Regions from separate parts of the Mus musculus genome. Here regions 1 and 3 are each linked to region 2. A link is a loop called in an ENCODE intact Hi-C map of the cell type or tissue named here. Cell type or tissue: left cerebral cortex. All regions are shown on one strand. Region 1 overlaps Arsj (arylsulfatase J). Region 2 has its middle 110 kb from the start of Gm25501. Region 3 has its middle 53 kb from the start of Gm40146.

Region 1 (8,000 bases), 500 kb before region 2:
AAATTCAAGGCCAGCCTGGTCTACAGAGTGAGTTCCAGGACAGCCAAGACTACAGAGAAACCCTGTCTCCAAAAACAAAAACAAAAAACAAACAAACAAAGTAGTGGTAAATAAGGCAACTTAAGGGAAACCAGAATTGCTCTTTTTCCAAAAGGAAATCTTTGAGATGAAGTAACGTGAAGGAATTGGTTCTCGGTTCCAGGAACAGTGGGAAAATCTTAGAATTGTATCCTTTGTTTCTATTAAAATTACCAGCTTGACAGTTTGCAGTGCTGAAACACAGCACTCAATCTACTCAGAGCATCTCAAACTATTTTCTATCTCAGCTAAATAAACTTGGTCACGCTGTGTTCCCATGAAGAGGAATGCAGTGTCTTTAAAATTTGAAAGACCTGTTATTTGATCTATCTCTTGTTATTTTCATGACTAGAAGGGTTACTGGCAAGCCTTAAAGAGCAGTGCTAGCTCAAGCATGCTTGGCATGAAAACTTATCACTCAACATGGCGAGAGCACTGCCTAAAGGTGTGAAGATCTGAGTTCCCTTCAGCCCTGGAACACCCAGGCCAAAGGTACCTACAGGGGGCGTGCTTTGAACATTGCTCCTCACAAAGTGCATTTCAGACCAGTGCTCTTCACTGCATTTGTCTATGGTTCAGTTGCTCATTTGTGCTGAGCAGGAGTCCATAACCATTAAGATCCCCGTGTATTTAAGAAAGGTGGGCGTCAGGGAGATGATATGACTCTGTGGCTTTAGTCTCCCCAAACCTCAAAGCTCAGCACGTGGGGAGGGGATAGTTTTGATACAACACGGGTGTTTCCTTAGGTCTTCACAGAAAACCTCAGCATTCACTAATATCAGTGACTCTCAAGTACTATCTCCAGGAACTGTTGGGAAATAGCTCCTTATGATAGAAGAGACTGTATATTAATGTTTCCTGAAAAATACATTAAAATCTGAACCATGATAGGACCGTCCTTCAGTGTAGACTGGCTAGACATTTTTGAAGAATCAGCATATTATATGGGAAAAAATAGCAGATGTAGAATCCAAAAAAAAAAATCTCATTTGGAGTTGACAGGTGTGCTTTAAAGTTGTTTTTTTATAAGATCTATCTAGGCCACTAAATCTTTGTACTATTTTAAGACTAGGTTACTTTAGCTATAAATGGGGATTGTAGTAGTTATAGAAGACATGCAAAGCAACAGAAGACTTGAAACACAACAGGTCAGTCATCATAATTTGCATGGTGTTTATGAAGCTCTACCCATGGGAGCAGGGAGCTTCTTTTACAAGAAGAGCAACAACCTAGCTCTTGCAGGTCAACTGGGCTTCCAGTGTTTCCATTGTTTTTTCCCAGCCCTTTTTCTTATTTAATTACATGGTCACTGAGATAATCACGAAGCTCAAAGCTCGCTAAGACCGTATAGGCGTTGATGTATTGTGTTAAGTGAATATCTCCATAACAACCAGGCTCCTTGCTGATTTTGACCGATTTTACATACAATTGGTGGCGGGATGGCAAGTGAAGTGTATCTCCTTGCACTGCTAAAGGCCAGCCTCATCCTGGGTTTATACAGTGCCTCTCGTCTAGTGGAACCCTGAGTGGCTTCAGAATACTCCTGACCGGTGTCTACTTTTCCAGCCCCACCCTTCTCTCGTCCCCTGCCTGTGTAAAAAGATCCTTGATTTTATTTTTCCTCAGATTTTCCCAATAATGAATTGTATCCATCTGGCATGGGCTCACAAACAGATGCTTGCACATGCTAAAGAAAACAGTCAAGAAATTGAGACAGGAAAGAAAAGAGCAGGGCTCCATTTATAGGAAGGAAGAGGAGATGAAAATAACACGAGACAAATAAGTACACAGAGAACAGCAAAAGGCAGAAGGTTGTCTCACTAGAACAAGCCCCAGATGGTTTCTAGAAGGCTCCACGGCTCCTAGAACATAGGTGTGGGTTGTCTGTGGACATTTTAGAAGCAGCCCACTTTAGGAAGTTGCACGTTGATCCATTGCTGTCTGCTATGAGTCGGGACCAGCTGTCTTGTTGCTGTGAGATAAATTTCCACCTATTGTACTGGCATGTGAAAACAAAAATATGCCCATCAGTGCTGTGGGAATCTTCATCCTCAGAATAATGTGTGTAGTGAAAGATAAGAGAGATGATGTTGAAAGTTACATTTGATGTTTGAGCTTCAAATGACATAAAGGGGAAAAATCCTTTTGACAGCTTGAAGCCAACTTTGAAATAAGGCATATTGTTTAGTTTAGTTTCTTAGTATTTATGATGAATTTTAAATAAAATTTTATGCAATTGAAAATATAAACAAGTAATGCGATTGTGGGCCTGTCCACAAGTCCATAAGTCCGAAGCATTTTCCAGTTCATACTTCTTGAAAATGAAGTTTGTTTGTGCGTTAATGAGAGAATGCTATTAGGGGAGCTTAATAAGTTCAGCAAATTAAGTGTTAATTTCAGGGGAAAACTGAATCAGTTGAAAGGAATATTGCTTTTTTTTTGTGACTGAAAAGGGGTAGAGCCGTGGGAAGTCATTGTTAATAGCTTTTATCTATCTAGATATATAACAAATTCACTCAGATTTTTTAAATGTTAGCCCCTTTTGGAAACCAGAAGTCCCTGTAGAAAATTCCAAACAGTTACATCCTCCTGTGCTCAGGAAGATCCTAGAGGCGCAGAACAGTTAAACTCTAGAAAACTGGACTTTATAAAAAGAATGGTGCTTACTACAGTTACGTATAGCTCATTCTAGAGTGTTCTAGAAATACATAGAATACTAGGAATACTTTCTTTTGAGTTGTAGGCCTTCTCAAACAGTTTCATTCAATCTCATGCCATGCGTCTACAACACCAGGGACCTTATCATTTCATGAGTTAACCTTTGGAGTCACCTTTATTTTTCTGAGTACTTGGTCTTTGTCATTTTAGTCAGTTCTTTAAAGGTTCGTTTATTGAGCTTTCACCAATCATTTTAACTTAAACTGTATTTATCCACCCACCTAGATTTACAGATGGACAAATTCAACGTGTTTTTAGCCCTCGAAGCGTACCCACCCTTAACTGCTTCATGTATTTTCAGTGCATTGGTCTAGGATGGTACTTATGTACCCAATACTTGGGGGAAATGGTGCATATCTTATCTGATGTTAGAATCGATACTGTACTTTGCACTTACATTTATTAAATGCATACAAGTAAACTAAGTTATCTATTATACTTATAGGTTATATGTTTTCCTCAAGACTTTAAAGAAAACCACATGTGTCAATAGTTTTGTTCGTGTCGTCGACCACTATACAGTGAACTTCAGACTGTGAGTGACTAGTGAGAAGACAGACTCTCTACAGATACTAACAGGGAGGGTCAGGTCTTGGAGCAGAGTGCCATCAGATCCCCCACTCCAAGCCCCCAGCCAAGTTTCCTCCCAGACATTCTAATGACTAAAGCATCAAGCCTACAGTCTTTTAACATAGTCTGTGCAATAGAGTTATGCTGTCTTCTGCTCATATCAAACATGGCTATGCTGTCTAAATTCCTACCACCCTGTTCCCAGTTTCCTTCTAGTTAAATAGGCATGATACTCCTTTATAAAGTTGTTCCAGCCATGGAAGAATTTTTGGGTTCTCTCATAGACATGTGGTAAGTAGTCAACACATTGAGTCTATGAATGCTGAGTCTACACCATTTTGATCTTAGCTTTGAAATCAGACTTCCACTTCAACCATTACTCCAAGACTTTCGTTTCATAGCTATTGTCTGACATCTGCCCTAGATTTGGTAGATTGCATTGCTTTGTGAGTGGTTGAGAGCTTACTAGCTGACTTGAACACGATAGTCCTCTTATGATTCACTTTTAAGGTGGAATTTGAGGATAGGCCTGACTGATATTAACCTCTCCTACAAAGAGCTGGGAACTGGCCTTCACTGCCCATCTTAAATGGTACAATTGGTCTATTTGTCCTTTTGACCAGGCCTCAGCTTGGGACTTATTTCTTTACCCTCTATTGCCCTCTAGTGACTGCTTTCAGTACTGCCTCACCCGGGGTTTATCCTCCCACTGAAACCCTTGGTTTTCTAAGGACTATAAGAACAGTTAGTTGAATCGTTGCACAGAGTAGATTAAATTACATGCTGCATTTTAAACATATATCCATGTATTAAATTATTAATAATAGATATTTAAGACTCATGAAAATGAAGGAAATCAAGATACTGAAGGTGTAAAATGTGCCATGTCAAAAAGAGAAGCAGTTTAAACATTAGAAATTTATACTAATTACTACAGGCGCCATGATTAAACATTCTCCTTTGTTAGCCAATTGGTTGCATGGAAGTCACAAAAGGCATTATCGATCATTAAAAGCAACTTTGTATTATTTACAAAGTGCATGCAAAAAGAACATTGTTTAAGTTTGTTCTAACATAACGCTATCAGGGAAAGTTAAACATATGTTATACCTTAGTTTCAATAAGGAAAATTTATAAAAAAGGTGATTGATTTAAATTTTAAAATACAGTGAGTAATGAACAAAATGTTGATTTTTGCCATCCAAAGTACTTTAGTATTTGTCATTAACACAAGTACTGTTACCTCAAACTCAAACATAATTCACACGAAGACACAAATTTACTAAAATTAACAGGAGGGTGCAGTAATACTTTGATGAGAAAGCAAATATTTTTAAGACTTACAAATAGCTGGAAGATTGAGGGAAAGGCTCAAGAAATAGAAAATTCTCGATAAAGATCAAGAAAATAGATGATTCTTCTACAAGATGTGGGGAAGCTGGCTTAAAAACAACCAAGATAAAAAAAAATCTTAGTTTTCTGTGCTTGGAAGAACACAGTAAGATGTACAGCCAACAGACACTGAACTTCCCATGGAGGAAGGGGATAGTCCTATGGAATTCTGCAATGCTGAGAACCCATCCAGAGTACTAAATTCAACTCAAAGTGCCAGGTTAGCTCTGGCAAGCACAGACCATGATGCCTGGCAAAGTAACCAACTCAAGAGGAGGGGAGCAATCCTTACATGTGTGACGAACTCTGGGGGAGGGGGGTTCTGTACTTTCTGAGATTCTAAGCAAGGAGAGCCTGGGTGAACATTAAATTGAACCCATTATTAGTAACTACCTCAGATGGCCTGGAGTGAGGGGCCAGTTCTTAGTAGTTAGTGCATGTTGTGCAACTTCGCACACCTGCCTGAGACTGGACTCCAGAAGACACCTAAGAAGCCAGAGCAAACCTGTGCATGTCTGTAATCCCTGCACTGGAGACAAAGGACACAAGAGACTGTATGTAGCCAAGGGTAGCCTTGAATTTCATGATCTTCCTGCCTTAGCCTGATGAGTCTTGCACCATCGTGCCCAATTCTGAAGTAATTGTTACTACACTATCATGACTTGACTCTTGTAATTTAAAAAGTAAAGGCATGTAGACAGAGGAAGTAAGAAGCTAGAGACTTCTGTACAAGAAACAGAAGAGATACATCCATGTAACAGCAACAATATAGTTACTGTGTCTTGATGTGAAACCTGCTAAACTATAATGCTATGGATGGGGAGAAGTTATATAATTTATGCAAATATACAACATTATAAATATATTATTATTATTATTGAGGCAAACAGAAATTAAGGTTATGTAAATTAGAAAGAAACTTGGGAGAGTTTTACATATTAAAGACATAAATTATTTCTTCATATAGCTGTATATAGGAAGTGGTATAAAAAAGAACCTTTTATTTCATTACTATTTTTACTCTCTAATGTTCAGTGTTGATCATGTATAAAATCTGAGGTGTGTAAATGCGGTCCTTTCCACCATGCCCTAGTTCCCAAATAATGACTCAGGGGCTTATTATTTATTTAAAAATGCCCATGCCAAGCTAGGCCTGACCCTGTTAGCTTATAACTTAAATTAACCTGTTTCTACTTTTCTACTATTCTGTCTGCCACATGGCTACCTCTCTTCTGTTTTATGAGTCAAACTTCCTCCCAGTCCAAGCAGAGAATCTTCCCACACCTCAGACTCTTTCCTAGAGTTCCTCTCTCTCTGCCAAATGCCCCACCATTTTTTAACCCTTACCTCCCCCTTTTTAATGCCCCACCTTTTAATCCTGCCTCAATTTATTGGCCATCAGATTTTTATTGACAGGTGATGCTTCCACACAATACACAAGAAATCTTATCCCTACAGAAGTGGTAATTCACTTTGGAAAACATGATATTTTAAAATCGTCGTCAGTATCTTTTGCTTTTTGATGCATTTATTTTTGGTGCAAAAGTGTCTTTTGACATGTAAATCTTCTTGATATAAGCCCTTTTCTGTCTACATCGTTGCATTTATGCATGCCGACTACAAGTAAATCCAGAGTGGTGGCCCCATTAGAAGAGCTGTTTGCTTTAATTAAGGAGAGCAAGTACAGTCCCTGCTTTATCTAATTCAAGGAAGGAGACAGATAACAAACTGGAAAACAGGCTGTGCAAAGGGCGAAGAGGGAGATTCGGTCTCGCTGTCTTTCATTCAACCATCGAACAGGGTTAAATGTGATTTACACTCTTTTTATTTTAACTTAATCATTCCAATAACTGCAAAGCAAATTACTTTTATGCCGAGAGGGAAAAGTGATTCTAGGGGGAAATTTTTTTAAAGAATAGAAAGAAAGAGATTGCTTTCCTAAATCACTCTGCCAGCAACTCTGAACCAATTGATATTTTTCAAGCCCCTATGGGTTCCATCAAGATCCAAAATGGTTGGTTAAAATTACAGAAGCTATGTAGAAATTACTTAAGGGAAGTGTTTTGCCTTCCTTGAAAAAGAAGGAGAGACAAAAATAAAAAAAAAAAAAAAAAAAGCAGACCACGAGAATGTACCCAGTCCATTAAAAACAGACCACGAGAAAGTACCCAGTCCATTTCTAAGCAGTAATGATCATATGTTTATATAAACAGATCTATAGAAGCATAAAGGTAGCCTATATCGAGCATGTTAATATTTCTAGGGTTTCTGAGGGCAATTGTGCCAGGTTTTCATGGCTGTTTATGATGTCGCTTCATTCCTCAAAAACCTCCCCCTAATTTACATGCCTTGGAGTCAGTTCCACGGAATTCAGTGACCGCAACAGTAACATCAATTTCAGTAGTAAAAGTTGAAGTACCTCTATCCTAGCTTGTCCCCTTGTCAAAACTAATATTGAGGAGAGACTAAAAAAGAACTATGACATCATTTGTCTATTTGAACCCAGAAATGCTTGTTAATTTTTCTGTGTACTATTGTTCTCCATACTAGCACATAACTTCAAGAGCTAAAAATATTATCCTCAACTCCTGAGTTAAAATATATCCAAGATTTTTTTAAAGTCATAACTTTAGGAGAGAGCAATTAAAATGCTACTGATTCAAATGAGAATTGGGGAGGGTGTTTGTAAATACTTGTAAAGTTAAAGTGAATTTGATGAACATAATCCTGGTTAACACGCTTTAAAATATAATATTTGGGGCAATGATTTTCTATAGAGAAAAATAAAATTTATTTTTAATGAACAAATTTAGTTACATTGGTATGGTTAAAATAATTTGTTCTGCTCTCAATTTGCTACCACTTACATTGATAAAATACCCTTGGCAGTCAGAAGGCTTACATCTATTTCTATAAAAATGATGGTCCCCAGAAAGTCCTCTACCTGCCCCATCCCCAGCATGCCCCTGAAAGGACACCATGTAATCACTTTAGCCTGATTCCAGACCATGGACAACTGCTTTAATACAGAACATAATTTTGTTGGACTTGTTGGTTTCAATTTTTTTGAATAGATCATTTTTGATGGCTAATTGATTCTACAACGATGAACCCTTAGACACCTGCTTACTTGACAAGGAACTAGTAACTTAATGCAGTAGTTTATCTTTTGCTTGCCACATCAAATCAGTTCAACACAAGTCTATCATAGTTCTTTTTTTTTTTTTAACTAACCAGATCTT
Region 2 (8,000 bases):
ACTTTAGTAAGCTCAAAGCACTCATTGCAGCTCACACAATAATAGTGGGAGACTTCAACACCCCACTCTCATCAATGGACAGATACTGGAAACAGAAACTAAACAGAGACACATGGGAACTAACAGAAGTTATGAAACAAATGGATTTAACAGATATCTACAAAACATTTTATCCTAAAACAAAAGGTTATACCTTCTTCTCAACACCTCATAGTACCTCCTCCAAAATTGAACATATAATCGGTCACTAAACAGGCCTCAGCAGACACAAAATTATTGAAATTATCCCATGCATCCTATCGGATCACCAGGACTAAGGCTGATCTTCAATAACAGTATAAATAATAGAAAGCCAACATTCACATGTAAACTGAATAACACTCTACTCAACGATAACCTTGGTCAAGGAAGAAATAAAGAAAGAAATTAAAGGCTTTTTAGAGTTTAATGAAAATGAAGCCACAACATACCCAAATTTATGGAATACAATGAAGGCAGGGCTAAGAGGAAAACTCATAGCCCTGAGTGCCTCCAAAAAGAAACTAGAGAGAGCATACACTAGCAGCCTGACAGCACACCTAGAAGCTCTAGAACGAAAGGAAGCAAATTCACCCAAGAGGAGTAGATGGCAAGAAATAATCAAACTTAGGGGTGAAATCAACCAAGTGGAAACAAGAAGAACTATTCAAAGATTCAACCAAACAAGGAGCTGGTTCTTTGAAAAAAAAATCAACAAGATAGATAAACCCTTAACAAGACTAACTAGAGGGCACAGGGACAGTATCCTAATTAACAAAATCAGAAATGAAAAAGGAGACATAAAAACAGAACATGAAGAAATACAAAACATCATCAGATCATACTACAAAAGTCTATACTCAACAAAACTAGAAAACCTGGATGAAATGGACAATTTCCTAGACAGATACCAGGTACCAAAGTTAAATCAGGATCAGATTAATGATGTAAACAGTCCCATTACCCTCAAAGAAATAGAATTAGTCATTAATAGTCTCCAAAACAAAAACAAACAAACAAAAAACAGGAACGGATGGGTTTCATGCAGAAGTCTATCAGACCTTCAAAGAAGACCTAATTCCAACTCTCCTCAAACTATTCCAGAAAATAGAAACAGAAGGCACTCTGCCCAATTCACTCTACGAAGCCACAATTACTCTGATACCTAAACCACATGAAGGCCCAACAAAGAAAGAGAACTTCAGACCAATTTCCCTTATGAATATCGATGCAAAAATACTCAATAAAATTCACAAACAGAATCCAAGAACATATCAAAACGATCATCTATCATGATCAAGTAGGCTTCATCCCAGGAATGCAGGGATAATTTAATATATGGAAATCCATCAAGGTAATCCACTATATTAAAAAAAAACTCAAAGATAAAATTCACATGATCTTCTCCTTAGATGCTGAGAAAGCATTTGACAAAATCCAACACCCCTTCAAGAGAACAGTCATGGAAAGAACAGGAATTCAAGGCCCATACCTAAACATAATAAAAGCAATATACAGCCAACCAGTAGCCAACATCAAACTAAATGAAGAGAAACTTGAAGCAACCCTCTAAAATCAGAGACTAGACAAGGCTGCCCACTTTCTCCCTACCTATTCAATACAGTACTTGAAGTCCTAGACAGAACAATTAGACAACAAAAGAAGATCAAGGTTACACAAATTGGAAAGGAAGAAGTCAAAATATCACTATTTGCAATGATATGATAGTATACATAAGTGACCCTAAAAATTCCACCAGAGAACTCCTAAACCTAACAAATAGCTTCAGTGCAGTAGCTGGATATAAAATTAATTCAAACAAATCAATGGCCTTTCTCTACACAAAGGCTGAGAAATAAAAATTAGGAAAAGTACACCCTGCACATAGTCACAAATAATATAGAATACCTTGGTGTAACTCTAACTAAGGAAGTGAAAGATCTGTATGATAAGAACTTCAAGTCTCTGAAGAAAGAAATTGAAGACCTCAGAAGAAGAAAAGATCTCCCATGCTCAGGGATTGGCAGGATTAATATCATAAAAATGGTTACCTTGCTGAAAGAAATCTACAGATTCACTGTAATCCCCATCAAAATTCCAACTCAATTCTTCACAGAGTTATAAAGAGCAATTTGCAAATTCATCTTGAATAAAAAAAAACCCTAGGATAGCAAAAACTATTCTTAACAATAAAAAAAGTGGTGGATTCACCATGCCTGACCTCAAGCTGTACTACAAAGCAGTTGTGATAAAAACTGCATGGTACTGGTACAGCGACAGACAGGTAGACCAATGGAATAGAATTGAAGATCTAGAAGTAAACCCACACACCTATGGTCACTTGATCTTTGACAAGGGAGCTAAAACCATCCAGTGGAAAAAAAGACAGCATTTTCAACAAATGGTGCTGGCACAACCGGCAGTTATCATGTAGAAGAATGCGAATTGATCCATTCTTATCTCCTTGTACAAAGATCAAGTCTAAGTGGATCGAGGAACTCCACATAAAACCAGAGACACTGAAACTTTAGAGGAGAAAGTGGGGAAAAGCCTCAAAGACATGGGCACAGGGGAAAAATTCCTGAACAGAACAGCAATTGCTTGTGCTGTAAGATCAAGAATGGACAAATGGGACCTCATAAAATTGCAAAGCTTCTGTAGGGCAAATGATACTGTCAATAAGACAAAAAGGCCACCAACAGATTGGGAAAGTTCTTTACCAATCCTAAATCGGATAGGGGACTATTATCCAATATATCCAAAAAAAAAAAAAAAAAAAACACCTCAACAAGGTGGATTCCAGAAAATCAAATAACCCCATTAAAAAACAGGGTACAGAGCTAAACAAAGAATTCTCAGCTGGGGAATACTGAACGGATGAGAAGCACCTGAAAAAATGTTCAACATCCTTAATCATCAGGGAAATGCAAACCAAAACAACCCTGAGATTCAACCTCACATCAGTCAGAATGGCTAAGATCAAAATTTCAAGTGACAGCAGATGCTGGTGAGGATGTGGTGAAAGAGGAACACTCCTCCATTGCTGGTGGGATTGCAAGCTGGTACAACCACTCTGGAAATTAGTCTGGTGGGTCCTCAGAAAATTGGACATAGTACTACTGGAAGATCAACAATACCTCTCCTGGGCATATACTCAGAAAATTTTCCAACTTGTAATAAGGATACATGCTCCTCTATGTTCATAGCAGCCTTGTTTATAATAGACAGAAGCTGGAAAGAGCCCAGATGTCCCTCAACACAGGAATGGATACAGGAAATGTAGTACATTTATACAATGGAGAACTACTCAGCTATTAAAAAATGATACCTGTTGCAAAATACATGAGACTCAAGAAGAAGGAAGACCAAAGTTTGGATACTTTGGATACTTCATTTCCCCTTAGAATGGGGAACAAAATACCCATGGAAGGGGTTACAGAGACAAAGTTTAGAGCTGAGATGGAAGGATGGACCATTCAGAGACTTCCCCACCCGGGGATCCATCCCATAAATACCCACCAAACCGAGACATTATTGCATATGCCAGAACGATTTTGCTGACAGGACCCTGATATAGCTCTCTCTTGTGAAGCTATGCCAGTGCCTGGCAAACACAGAAGTGAGGATGTCACTATTGGATGGAACACAGGGCCCCCAATGGAGGAGCTAGAGAAAGTACCCAAGGAGTTGGGGGGATCTGCAACCCTATAGGTGGAACAACAATATGAACTAACCAGTACCCTCAGAGCTCATGTCTCTAGCTGCATATGTAGCAGAAGATGGCCTAGTTGGCCATCAATGGGAGGAGAGGCCCTTGGTCTTGTCAAGATTATGTGCCCCAGTACACAGGAATGCCAGGGCCAGGAAGCTGGAGTGGGTTGGTTGGGAGCAGGGCTTGGGAGGTTATAGAGAACTTTCAGGATAGCACTTAAAATATAAATAAAGAAAATATCTAATAAAAATTGTTTTTTTTAAATATATATCGATTTAAACTAAGCACATTTTAGAAATTGTGAAAGAAGTGTTCGTTTCAATAAACCACTAGAAAACAAGTGAAAAAAAGAAACAAACAAACAAAAACAAAACCACAATAGTAAGCATCACCAAGAGACTCAACTCCCTATGAAAGAATATCTAGATGAAGGTTGGCACTGAGCAAGTACGGGTGAAAACAATAAGAATGAACACAGGAGCAAGACCACCATACCCTACACCTCTTAAATGCAACCAAGTCACCAAGATCGATGGGGTGAAAGAAAGAGCAGAGATAAATTTAAGAGGCAAGGCAAGCCTGTCCATTGAGCTTACAGTGGAAGATTTTTCCAAACCTTGAGCATAGGGTGCACAACAAATGCATGGCACTTGCCAGAAAAACTTCTCAATGATACTACAATCATGAGGGCAAAAACACAAAGCCAGAGAAGCAGCAGCTGGAGTTGTAAGGGAAGAAGGCCCACTCATCTACAAAGGCAAACACTGCAGATTGACATCACACCTCGAGTCAGCAATACTAAAACCCAGGAAAGCATGCAATGATACACTCCAAGCTCTAAATGGATTTCAGTCTGTCTGCCTGTCAAGACAAGATGGCTATATCCAGCACAGCTATCTGAAAACAGATGGAGAGATATACCAGCACAAAAGAAGGCAGTTGATGGTCATGAAGACAGCACTGAGAGGAAGCTTAAGGAGATGCTGTGAGAGGAGGAGGAAAGAGAGCCTCAGCACCTGATCACAGGAGGAGTAAGGAAAGAATAAACAGCATGAGAAAATACACAAATAAAGGAAAGCTAGGAGCCAATAAAATCCAGCTCATTAAGCTAACTGGAGAGGAGGTAGCTCATTAAGCTAACTGGAGAGAAAGAAAAAGGACAACCATCCAACCAACTATGCAAACAATCAACAAAATTAGAGAAACTGGCAATCCCTCAGACATAGTTTAAGTGAAAATGACCTCAGTTTGGTTCACCAATAGCGAGATAAAGACTGGCTTAAAAAACTAGACTCACGGGGGGGGGGGGGGGGGAACTAGACTCACTTATCTGTTGCCTCTAAGAAACTCACTCATTGGCAAACACACCCACACACTGAGAGTCAAAGGAAGGACACAATCTATGAAGTGAGTTGAAGCTGTTAAACAACAACAACAAAGCCAAACAATTGATGTAGTTATTCTGATAGGTGGCAAAACAGATGGCAAATTGAAAGTTGTTGAAGAAAGAAGGCCACTATGTGTTAATCAAAGGAACAGTTCATCACACAGATATAACAATTATATATGTGTATTGCTGAATTCTGGGGCACCCACTTCATAAAATAAAGATTAACGGACAGAAAAAGGTCTGATATGTCCTGGTAACAAAAAAAGTGTGTAGTGGTAAACAGTTAATCTGCCTTGAGCTCCCAGCGGGTCAAATGTGCTTCTAGCCACGCTCCAGAGCTCTGGGTTTGTGAATGACAGTCACATACATGCAGTGATATTTTTAATACGCTTTGTTGGCTCAGTGGCTGGGCACTTTCTGAAACTCCCAGTGACTAACACACACTCCACTCTGGAAATTCTTGGTTAACATTTTCTAAATCTATATTTTATCTTTGCTATCCCAGACCCAGTCAGGGGAGTAGTTCCTGTGGTCATTTACTTTGATTCTTACGTGTGGACAGGACCTTAAGTTTAATCTCTCTGCTTTCCCATCACGGTGATTCTCTTTGGTCTTCTACCCACTCAGTCCCTTGCCAGAGCAATCTAAAAGTCCCACCTCCATCTCCCTGTCCAGCTATACTGTAATTCTTTATTAACAATCAAAGCCAGCTGGGAGCAGGTGCCTTCAGAGTCTGGAAGCCCGAGTTTTGGAGCTGAATTGAGATGAAGCATTAGAACCAGTCCCCAACAAAAGTGTGTGACTTCAGGATCTACTCATTCTTAAACTCATCCTATAAATGAAAAGTTAATAAAGAGACTCTTGAGTTATACTACAGGTCAAGTGGATCTAGTCAGTGTATACAAAATATTCCATTCTACCAACAGATTCGGAATACACGTTCTTCTCGGCAGCCCATCTAACCTTTTCAAATTCGGCTCACATTCTAGGCCCAAAGCTAGCCTTAAGGAACACAAAGAGATTGAAAGAATTATTGCTATCTTATCTGATCATCGTAAGCTAAAACTAAAAATCCAAAACTATGTAAACTACACAAATGACTGAGATTAAATAAAAAGCATTCTTGGATAACTAGAGGGTCATTAAAGAAATACAGTTTTAGAATCAAATGAAAATTAGGACACAATTTACTGTAACCATAGGACACAACTAAAGCATCCCCAAGAAGAAAGTTTACATCTCTGATCGTAGAAACTAAACTATCAGACTTCAGGATCTACTCATTCCAAGGCAATCCAATCATACAACTTGAATTCTTAGAAAGACAAGAGCAACCCAAACTCATAGCGAGAAATAAAGATCAGGGCATAAGTTAATGAAATGATGATTAAAACACATATGAAGAGTCAGTCCATGAGCTGTCCTACCAACATTAAATCAGATAATAAATAAGCACAGGTCAGTAGTTACACTGTTGCTTCTTCAGTATGGAGAGAGGTATGCACCCAGAACAACTTGCCTGTGAACTGCAATGAGGTATGAGGAAGCAAGGCTAGGGGGTGGGGAGATAAGGGTGGGACACCCCAGGCATGCCTGTGTGTTGTAGTGTGTGTGTAAGAGAAAGAGAGGGAGGAGAGAGAGAGAAGGAGTACACAGTCCATATGTATGTGAAGAGGAGGAGGAGGGCAATTAGTGGGGATCAATATAATTGTCTGATGAATGCACATCAGTGTTCTTATGTCAAGAACATATTGCATACGTAACAGGGTATGTTACATATGCAACATTCTCAAATCTGTTGAGATGAGTTATTTTCTCTTTTTAGTAAAAAATGCACTGCTGAAGACCCAATATGTAGAGTGACTGTGCTTCCTTGACAAGTGCCCAAGAAAATAATTTTCTATAAAAGCAAAACTAGGGAATCAACAGACAGAAATAATTATTATCATTTGTTAGACATTAGGGTTGGCTTTTTATCACTGGAGAGATAGTTTCTAGAAGACTAGAGTTGTGGCAATGTGGCACTGCTATTCTGACCCTACCCATCTTACCTCTATAAGTGAGAAACTGCCTGCTTGCTGTGCAAATAACAACATAAGCAAAGTGCTTGAACCAGTAGCTGACTGACAGAAAGGTCTCAATAACTGCCTCCCTCCCCCTCTCCCTCCCCCTCTCCCTCTCCCTCCCCCTCCTCCTCCCTCTCTCCTCTCCCTCTCCTTCTCCCTCTCCTTCTTCCTCTCCAGGTGTGTGTGTGTGTGTGTGTGTGGTGCGTGTGGAGGTCAGAAATCATGTTTGAGGTGTTGGTTCCCTCCTTCTACCATGTGGGGTCTGAGAATGGACTCTGATTGTTAGACTTGTCAGCAAGGGGTCTTACTTAACCTTCTCTTCATTCCTAGTGATGCACTTTTTATTAAAAAGAGAATAAGCCAGGCGTGGTGGCGCACGCTTTTAATCCCAGCACTCGGGAGGCAGAGGCAGATTTCTGAGTTCGAGGCCAGCCTGGTCTACAAAGTGAGTTCCAGGACAGCCAGGGCTACACAGAGAAACCCTGTCTCGAAAAACCAAAAAAAAAAAAAAAAAAAAAAAAAAAAAGAGAGAGAGAGAGAGAGAATAGCCCATCTCTACAGATTTGAGTTAAAATGTTGTTGGTTTTCTGATTAAATTTTTAATAGTTAATGTGTAAGTGAATTGTGTGTGTGTGTGTGTGTGTGTGTGTGTGTGTGTACAGAGATGTTAGAGCTACTAGGTCAACAATCCACTCCACATTTTACAAAGAGAACTGTGAGCTAGAAAAGTGAGCCTGTGTGTGTGGTGGGCAATTTGGTCACAAAAGCAGTCATGGACCTTCTGCAGATGTCCAATCGCCTGCTGTCCTCTAGT
Region 3 (8,000 bases), 850 kb before region 2:
TACATTTTCATAATGATCTTCAGGAAATCTTAATAGGATGGGCTAGTGCCCCGGTATCATTATTAGGCTTTGTAATAGTGACAGGAAAGGCATATCACCAGCAAACTTCTGGGATGAAGTCTCTGGTGACTTTACATCTCAGAGCTCACCCATCTCAGGCCATGAAAAATGGTGGGCCATCTCTAGAAAACTCATTTGCATGCATTAGTCTTTCCTAGATGGCTCCTGACAATACATTATCCCAGGTATATCTTGGATTCTTTTATTTTCTTCAGTTATATTTAATACATTAAAAATTACCAATCATTTATATAAAACGTCCCTATATGACATCTATTTGTCTCCTCATTAATTGAGCAATCAACTTTACTCTGCCTCCTCTCAGATCAAACTACTTTTCCACTGCCTGCACATCAGAAATTGATTAATGTACCAAAATACAAGCTGCCTGTCACTTGCAAACCTTGTAACTGGGTGTAGAGCATGCCAATTATCACCATTTCCCATAAATAAAATCCAAAATCAATATAGAATTCAAAGTAATTCTACCATTTCAGCCTGGCTCCTACAGCTCCTTTAGAAATCTGAGTTTATAGAGCCACGGAATTATTGGTAACTCCAGAAATATACTGTTGGTTTCTTTGCATATATATCCAAAAGAGGGTTGATATCCACCCAGCTCCTCTGCTTTAATGTTTATTACAAATCTAAAGTTTGTGTGTCTTTTATTTGGGAACTATATGTTCTAAGTGAAATAATAAACCTCAGATTAATATTTACCACAACACAATATTTTACTGTTTTTTCCAATTTTTATTAGATATTTTCTTCATTTACATTTCAAATGCTATCCAGAAAGTCCCCTATACCCCCCCCCACACCCTGCTCCCCTACCCACCCACTCCCACTTCTTGGTCCTGGCATTCCCATGTATTGGGGCATATAAATTTTGCAACACCAAGGGGCCTCTCTTCCCAATGATGTCTGACTAGGCCATCTTCTGCTACATATGCAGCTAGAGACACGAGCTCTGGGGGTACTGGTTAGTTCATATTGTTGTTCCAACTATCAGGTTGCAGACCCCTTCAGCTCCTTGAGTACTTTCTCTAGCTCCTCCATTGGGGACCCTGTGTTCCATCCAATAGCTGACTATGAGCATCCACTTCTGTATTTGCTAGGCACTGGCATAGTCTCAGAAAATTAAATAATACTATTAAAAAATGGGGCACAGAGCTAAACAAAGAATTCTCAACTGAGAAATACCAAATGGCTGAGAAGCACCTACAAAATGTTCAACATCCTTAATCATTAGGGAAATGTAAATCAAAACAACCCTGAGATTTCATCTAACACCAGTCAGAATGGCTAAGATCAAAAATTCAGGTGACAGCAGATGCTGGCAAGGATGTGGAGAAAGAGGAACACTCCTCCACTGTTGGTGGGATTGCAAGCTTGTACAACCACTCTGGAAATCAGTCTGGCGGTTCCTCAGAAAATTGGACATAGTACTACCGGAAGATCCAGCAATACTTCTCCTGAGCATATACCCAGAAGATGTTACAACTTGTGATAAGGACATGTGCTCCACTATGTTCATAGCAGCCTTATTTATAATAGCCAGAAGCTGGAAAGAACCCAGATGCCCCTCAACAGAGGAATGGATACAGAAAATGTGGTACATTTACACAATGGAGTACTACTCAGCAATTAAAAACAGTTACTATGTTTCTTAAATATAGTAAACAAGCAGGATACAGCAAAATTCTTTCAAATGTAGGTCCAAAGTCATCCTATTAGAGAACTATTAGGAGTTCATACAGATTAGGCCATATCGATGACAACCTATAAGTTACTGTGGTGTCTACCAGAGGACGATTTCTAAGCAATCTATTAGGATACTGAAGTACTGAAGCCGTATTTCTGACAATTCGATTATGACAAATTGGAGTCAAAACATATGATGGAGAAAAGTTTTCTGATTAGATAGCAGCTCAAAACAACACTAAGATGGGCTTGGAAATTTCAAATACTATTCTTATAAATACACTTTCCCAGCAAAACTGAAATTACAAGAGACAAATGTTCAGTTGACCAGGCTGTGACCCAGGAAAATTCAGTAGTTTCCCTGATGAATGATCAGTAGCAATATTAAGACTCTGATGCTCTGCTTCTTAAAACGCCAGAGGACTTCAGAGTCTAGGGTTGCTCCCAAGTTCAGTTCTGTCTACTGCCTCAAACACATGGATTTTGAAATGTCTGGCTTGTTGACTTATCAAATACTTAACTCCAAAATTAAACCAGCACTGACTTGATATTAATATGTTAAATGCTCAAAAGTGTTTCTGTCTAAAAATGGCCTGTCTTTTTAAAAGAGTGTAATTGTTGTCAATATATTAATAATAATTGCTATTATAATTTAGCGATTTAATTATTTAATAAGTACTGACAAGTAAATTATCAGAGAAATATATTTTAAGAAATAAATTTTCTCAAAAAAGCCATTTGCTACAAAACATAAAATATGAACATGAACTAAAATAAGGGGAGGGGTACCACTTTGGTTCGTAAGTTCCTTGGCTAATATTGTAAAATTGTGAAGTAGCAATATAAATTAGTTTAGGAAAAAATTATCTAGAATTTCCATCAAAGATAAAACCATAGGGTATATTTTTGTCAGATAACCTATGAATGTGTATTTTGTGGATTATTAATTTTCTTTAGTAGGAAGAAACACTAAATTATTAAACATTTTTCTTTCTCTAAAATTATCAACAAATCTTTACTCCCTTATATTTCTGGAGGGTGGAAGTCCATACATAGCATTGTTGATACTTAGAGAGAGCTGCTCTCTGCTTCCTAATGGCACGCTCATTTTCTACCCTCCAGAAGGATAGTCTCTGTTCTTACACGTCAGTAAAGTACAAAGGCAAGGGAGAGAGAGCTTTCTCTGAAGTCTCTTTTATAAAGACATTAATCTTAATCATGCCACTGAAGATTTATATGTTTTATCTGTGTGTGAGAAAATCTTTAATTGCTAATGTAAAAAAGTTCATATGACCTGAATAATGGCTTTTAATAACATTGGTCATAGAGAATATGTTTTAGGAAGTGGAGGTCATTGGATGTAGAATTCTGGCAACAATGTAATAGAGCAGCCCCAATAGATAGCAGAGGGCAATATCTAAATGAAGGCAAAAGCCTTACCTATGGGAGTGTGGTATGATACTCAGAGAAATGCTATACTGTGCATAAACAGACTGACTTGTCTGCCTAGGTATTATGAAGCCTCGTACAGCATGATGTTCTTCCTCTAGACCAGTGGTTCTCAACATGTGCAGTGTGATAACCAGAAGGGCCACATATCAGATATTTATATTATGATTCACAACAGTAGCAAAATGAGTTATAAAGTAGCAACAAAATGATTTTATGGTTGAGGGTAAACACAGCATGAAGAGCTGTATTAAAGGGTTGCAGCATTAGGAGTGTTGGAAGCATTGCTCTAGGTACTTCCTGTTTTGCAACAAGAGTGGTATAGAGTATCTAAATAAAGGAAGTTCCCACGATATATCTGACACCTTGATATAGTGATGTATACTTTTTCGCATATAATGGATATGCTTCATTATAGCTAGGGCTTCCAGAGCCTGGAAGGTGGTGGTCATGGACATCACCATCCCCGGTGTCAACAGCTCAGGAACAGCCACCCCTTCGGGATGTCTTCTCCTTTCAGGTGTCTTATTTTTGCTAACTCTGCTGTTGCTGCTTCATAGCAAAACTGATTTAAAAGAATAATAATATTCACTGAACTCTGGCAGTGTTAATTTAAATCTTTAGTTTTCTGGGGTGGAAGAAGTACTGTAGATCACTTAAAATTCTGATTAACAAAGTATTTCTTTGGAAAGATGAATCTTAAAAGAAGAGGCAATGAATTTTTATTTTAACTGAAATAGATTCACTTCGACTAATGTTTATTTTATTAGTTGTACTTACAGTGTTTTCACAAGTACTTCAAAATTCTTTCAGATGTCTGAATTTGATATAAAACTCCCATGTTTTCCAGTGACCATTTTAAGTACCAGTATACTCAGAATTTTGCCAGACCTAGAAAAAAATATGGGCTTCTCTGTAAAGTGTCTAGTTCCCGAGAGCCACTGTTTATTAATACATGCACACACATATATACACAATCACTCACACATACATAAATATGCACAGTCATACACAGAGATAGACAAACTTAAAAGCATACATAGCATAGCATAGATACATATACAAAGAGACAAAGATGCCACCACACATATACTCAAACACAGAGGCATATAGGTTTCAGTTACACAGATTCACATATATACAGACATAGAGAAATTTTGGGAGTGAGAGACACAGACACGTACACAGGCATACTCAGAGATACACAGACACACATAAAACACACAGGTGCATGCATATACACACACAAAATAGAAATATGTGCAGACAGAGGGACACATAAGCGTACTGAGAGACGTGCAGATACACAGAGATAGATCCACAAACACCACAGAGTCGCAGAAGGACAAACCTGCAGTATTTGCTACAAGTCACTTTTCTGTTCTTGTACTGTGCACACTTATTTTTTCTGGTCTAAATTATCCTTATTTGTTTAAATGCACCTGTCATGCTCTTTCCAAGACAATTCTAGCAATAAATATTTAAGTGTCTAAGATGGGCTATAGCACATCATTGATATATGTTATGATGGTATTAAGACTCCCTAGGAGCTATGCGATCCATTCAGGAACTACAGCTAGGGTATGATCAGTCATTAGCTAGAACAGACTGAAGGACTATTTTGAAATTACTCTATAGTGACAATTCACTTCCAGCTGAGAATACTAGAGTAAATTAAGAGCTGGAAATCAACAAAAAGGTTTTCATATCTCTGAATATGAATCATTTTATACTAGATTTCAAACCAGAGTAATGCTTGCTGAGTTTTGTCTAGAGCTGGGCCATCCCATAGGGACTAGTTGTATGTGATGATTTAAATATAAATGCAGTCAGTCCAATGTAATGAAATAAAATTAAACTGCTATTCTTTAGTCTGTGGTGCATGTTTCAAGTGTTGACAGGCATAGATGTCTTTGGCCATCGCACTGGACAGTGCAGTTATGCACATCACCTCAGGATGTGCATTTGAATTGTGCTATTGAGTTACAAGGTATTCTCAGATCCTTGGAGTTTTTTCCTATACAATCAGGGTGTACATTAAAATGGAAGCCATTCTTTTTGTATCTGTTGATGACATATGCTAACATCTGGTTGAGTAAAATAAAAACTGGTTTGTTCATGTCACTGTATCCAGTGCCGTTTCTCTTTTTTGCTACTTTTTTTAGGCCGAAGAAAATGTGACCCACACATCAGTTGAATTTACTGCAGTTAACCTAAAAGTACTCTGTGGTAAAAATTTAGTGTCCTTGTGACTAGATGTGACTCCACTACTAGATATCTGTACAGAGTTTTGATTCTTTGCCTCTACTGAGCTAGGGGCTAGCCAGGTTGTTGTTGGAAAAGCTGGAGACTTCTAAACGTTTTGGCTCTTGTACATTCACCTTCTCATTCAGCTCCTGGCAATTGGTGGGACAATACTGTCTCCATTCATTTCTTCATTTAAAATAATACCTGGGAAGGGAAGGGATGGGATGGGATGGGATGGGATGGGATGGGATGGGATGGGATGGGGTGGGGTGGGGTGGGGTGGGGTGGGGTGGGGTGGGGTGGGGTGGGGTGGGATGGGATGGATGGGATGGGATGGGATGGGATGGGATGGGATGGGATGGGATGGGATGGGATGGTATGGGATGGATGGGATGGGATGGGATGGGATGGATGGGTTGGGATGGGGAGTTTTCTCAGAGGCTCTCTTCACTGTACACTTTCTAAGGTCTCTTCCCTTTCTTCATTGTCTTTCATTCCACAAAAGACTATACAACAAGGCCATAACAACTTGTCTTGGGAGAGAATTCAATATACCCATGAAGTAGGTTTTATGAGACAAGGTGAAGACTTTGGGATGAGGGGATTATGATAGGCCAGGGAGAAAGGAGGAGAGGAAATAATTTCAAAAAGCAGACTTCCGGCTCCTTCCAGCATGAGACCTGGGTCAACATGAGGTTTTGCTTTTCTTCCTTGCTTGGCAATTGTGTTCAATGGCTCCTATCTGTACTAGGCTCTGATTGTTTTGGGTAACTTTTTCCATACTGAAGCCTCCTACTACTGTGAAACCAAGGGCTAAGAATCCTGTATTTAAACCACTGGAGAACAATGGAGGGTAATATCCTTAAGCCTGATTTGTCAGCAAGATTCTTCCCAGTTATTGGTACTAAAAAATGCTAAGACATCACAAGGCACCTCTTATGATAGCTCTAGGAATGGAGGTTAGCAGAGGGATGCTGGAGAAGCCAATGTGTGCCTTAGACATGACATCAAGATATAAGAAAATACTACCATCAAACTGGGAATTGGGTTATATTGGAACTAAAAACTAAGTCTGGAAATTTTATGAACATGGACAAAATTTAGCTTTCTTATACCTAATGAATTGTGGCTGACCAAAGTACTACAAATTCAATGTCGCTACCTCTGATAAATGCCACATGGAAAACTTTCAGGACCATGTGGCTAATAGATGATACTTGGTTGATGGTTCACACTCATGAGATACTTGATTTGATACAGAACAGGCAAGTAGCCTTTCTGTAACCCATGAGTATTACTCCTGCAGATGGCTTACAGGGTGACAAAGAAGAGGAGCTCTAGGAAGCTACACCAGGTATTTTAGCAGGAAGTTGACTCTCATACTCCTTACATGTCAATCCTGTCACCCAATGCTGGAAATGCTCCTAAGTATAGTTTTTTGGCCAGAAAACAAACAAAAATATTTTTCAAGTTTTTTTTGTAATAATGAATCTTTTCAGAATAGAATACTATATAGTGAGCTAGAGTTACTTCAAATAGACAGTTCTTGAACCAAGACCTCCTTGAATGTATCATTTAGCCTGTGGCAACAATGGGACTATTGAGGGAGTGGGGTTAATTAGAACACAGTTCTCTGGATGGGACATTTTCTTCATTCTACTACACAATGTAGGCAAGCTCAGGATTGGAATGTGGAAGAAAGAAAACAGAAAGAAGTCTCTATAAAATGCTACCCATATAGCAGACTCAAACACACTGCAAGTTAACTATGGAAATCAGGGAGGAGCAGGAAACATTGTTTTAAAACCTAAATATTCTAAATATAAACACTCTTAAGACAACTTTTCAAAAAGGCAGGGTATTATTGGAGGAGCACATCCATCTTAGCTTTTCCAATATTCAATAACTTAAATATGTGAAGATATATATTAGAATGACCAACTAATAAATTAAATATGCCTTGATAGACATGCATATTTTAATTTTTTTGTTTGTTTGTTTTTCTGAGATAGGGTTTCTCTGTGTAGCCTTGGCTGTCCTGGAACTCACTGTGTAGACTAGGCTGGCCTTGAACTCAGCGATTTGCCTGCCTCTGCCTTCCAAGTGCTGGGATTAAAGGCATGTGCCACCACGCCTGGTTTTTTTGCATATATTATATAATTTAAAGTTTGCAGGCCTAGCCTGACTTAATTATATAAACTGTTTAAAAGTACAGGTGTTCTCTGATTAATAGAAAGTCAAATTCAAGTAACTAGAGGGATTTACTGCACAGTTGGAGGCTTCAAGATGGATGAGGCTACTTGACATGGAATACAGGTGTCTGTGGAGTGAAAGAGTAGCCCTGTAAGGAAATGGGACATTAGTCCTGCAGCTACTGCCAGCATAATAAACTTAGTTCTTCAAATGGAGATTTATCAGGTTAACAAATGGATTTGGTGCCCTGCATAAAGAACTCTACTATTCAACTCTATCCAACTATGAACTAATGTAGGATTATTGTTGAGTTATTGGATTTTTCACGTTTGATGTATATTAGAATA

The links. Hi-C counts contacts between places; a loop is a spot of excess contacts. Peaks named below come from ENCODE experiments on the same cell type or tissue, not always from the same donor. Only the 100,000 strongest peaks of a DNase experiment are listed, where the experiment ranks them.
Region 1: a loop joins it to region 2, with 2.4 times the contacts of the local background. A loop is called at or near these places in 14 of 42 quality-filtered maps.
Region 3: it touches region 2 in a loop (8-fold over the local background); 8 of 42 quality-filtered maps call a loop at or near these places.

Annotation. Positions count from the first base shown.
Region 1 is chr3:126,399,016-126,407,015 of GRCm38, forward strand. The region is part of intron 1 of Arsj (arylsulfatase J); the gene reads left to right. All of the region lies in intron 1 of Gm35351 (a long non-coding RNA gene), which reads right to left. Among named protein-coding and RNA genes, the nearest start is that of Gm35351, 4.2 kb to the right of the region's middle. In left cerebral cortex, a CTCF peak has its summit at 4,046 (motif pointing left); DNase peaks (open chromatin) are centred at 1,917 and 4,017.
Region 2 is chr3:126,895,732-126,903,731 of GRCm38, forward strand. No RefSeq gene overlaps it. Among named protein-coding and RNA genes, the nearest start is that of Gm25501, 110 kb to the right of the region's middle. In left cerebral cortex, no CTCF peak of the experiment used is centred here; DNase peaks (open chromatin) are centred at 4,565 and 7,976.
Region 3 is chr3:126,049,386-126,057,385 of GRCm38, forward strand. No RefSeq gene overlaps it. Among named protein-coding and RNA genes, the nearest start is that of Gm40146, 53 kb to the right of the region's middle. In left cerebral cortex, no CTCF peak of the experiment used is centred here; no DNase peak of the experiment used is centred here.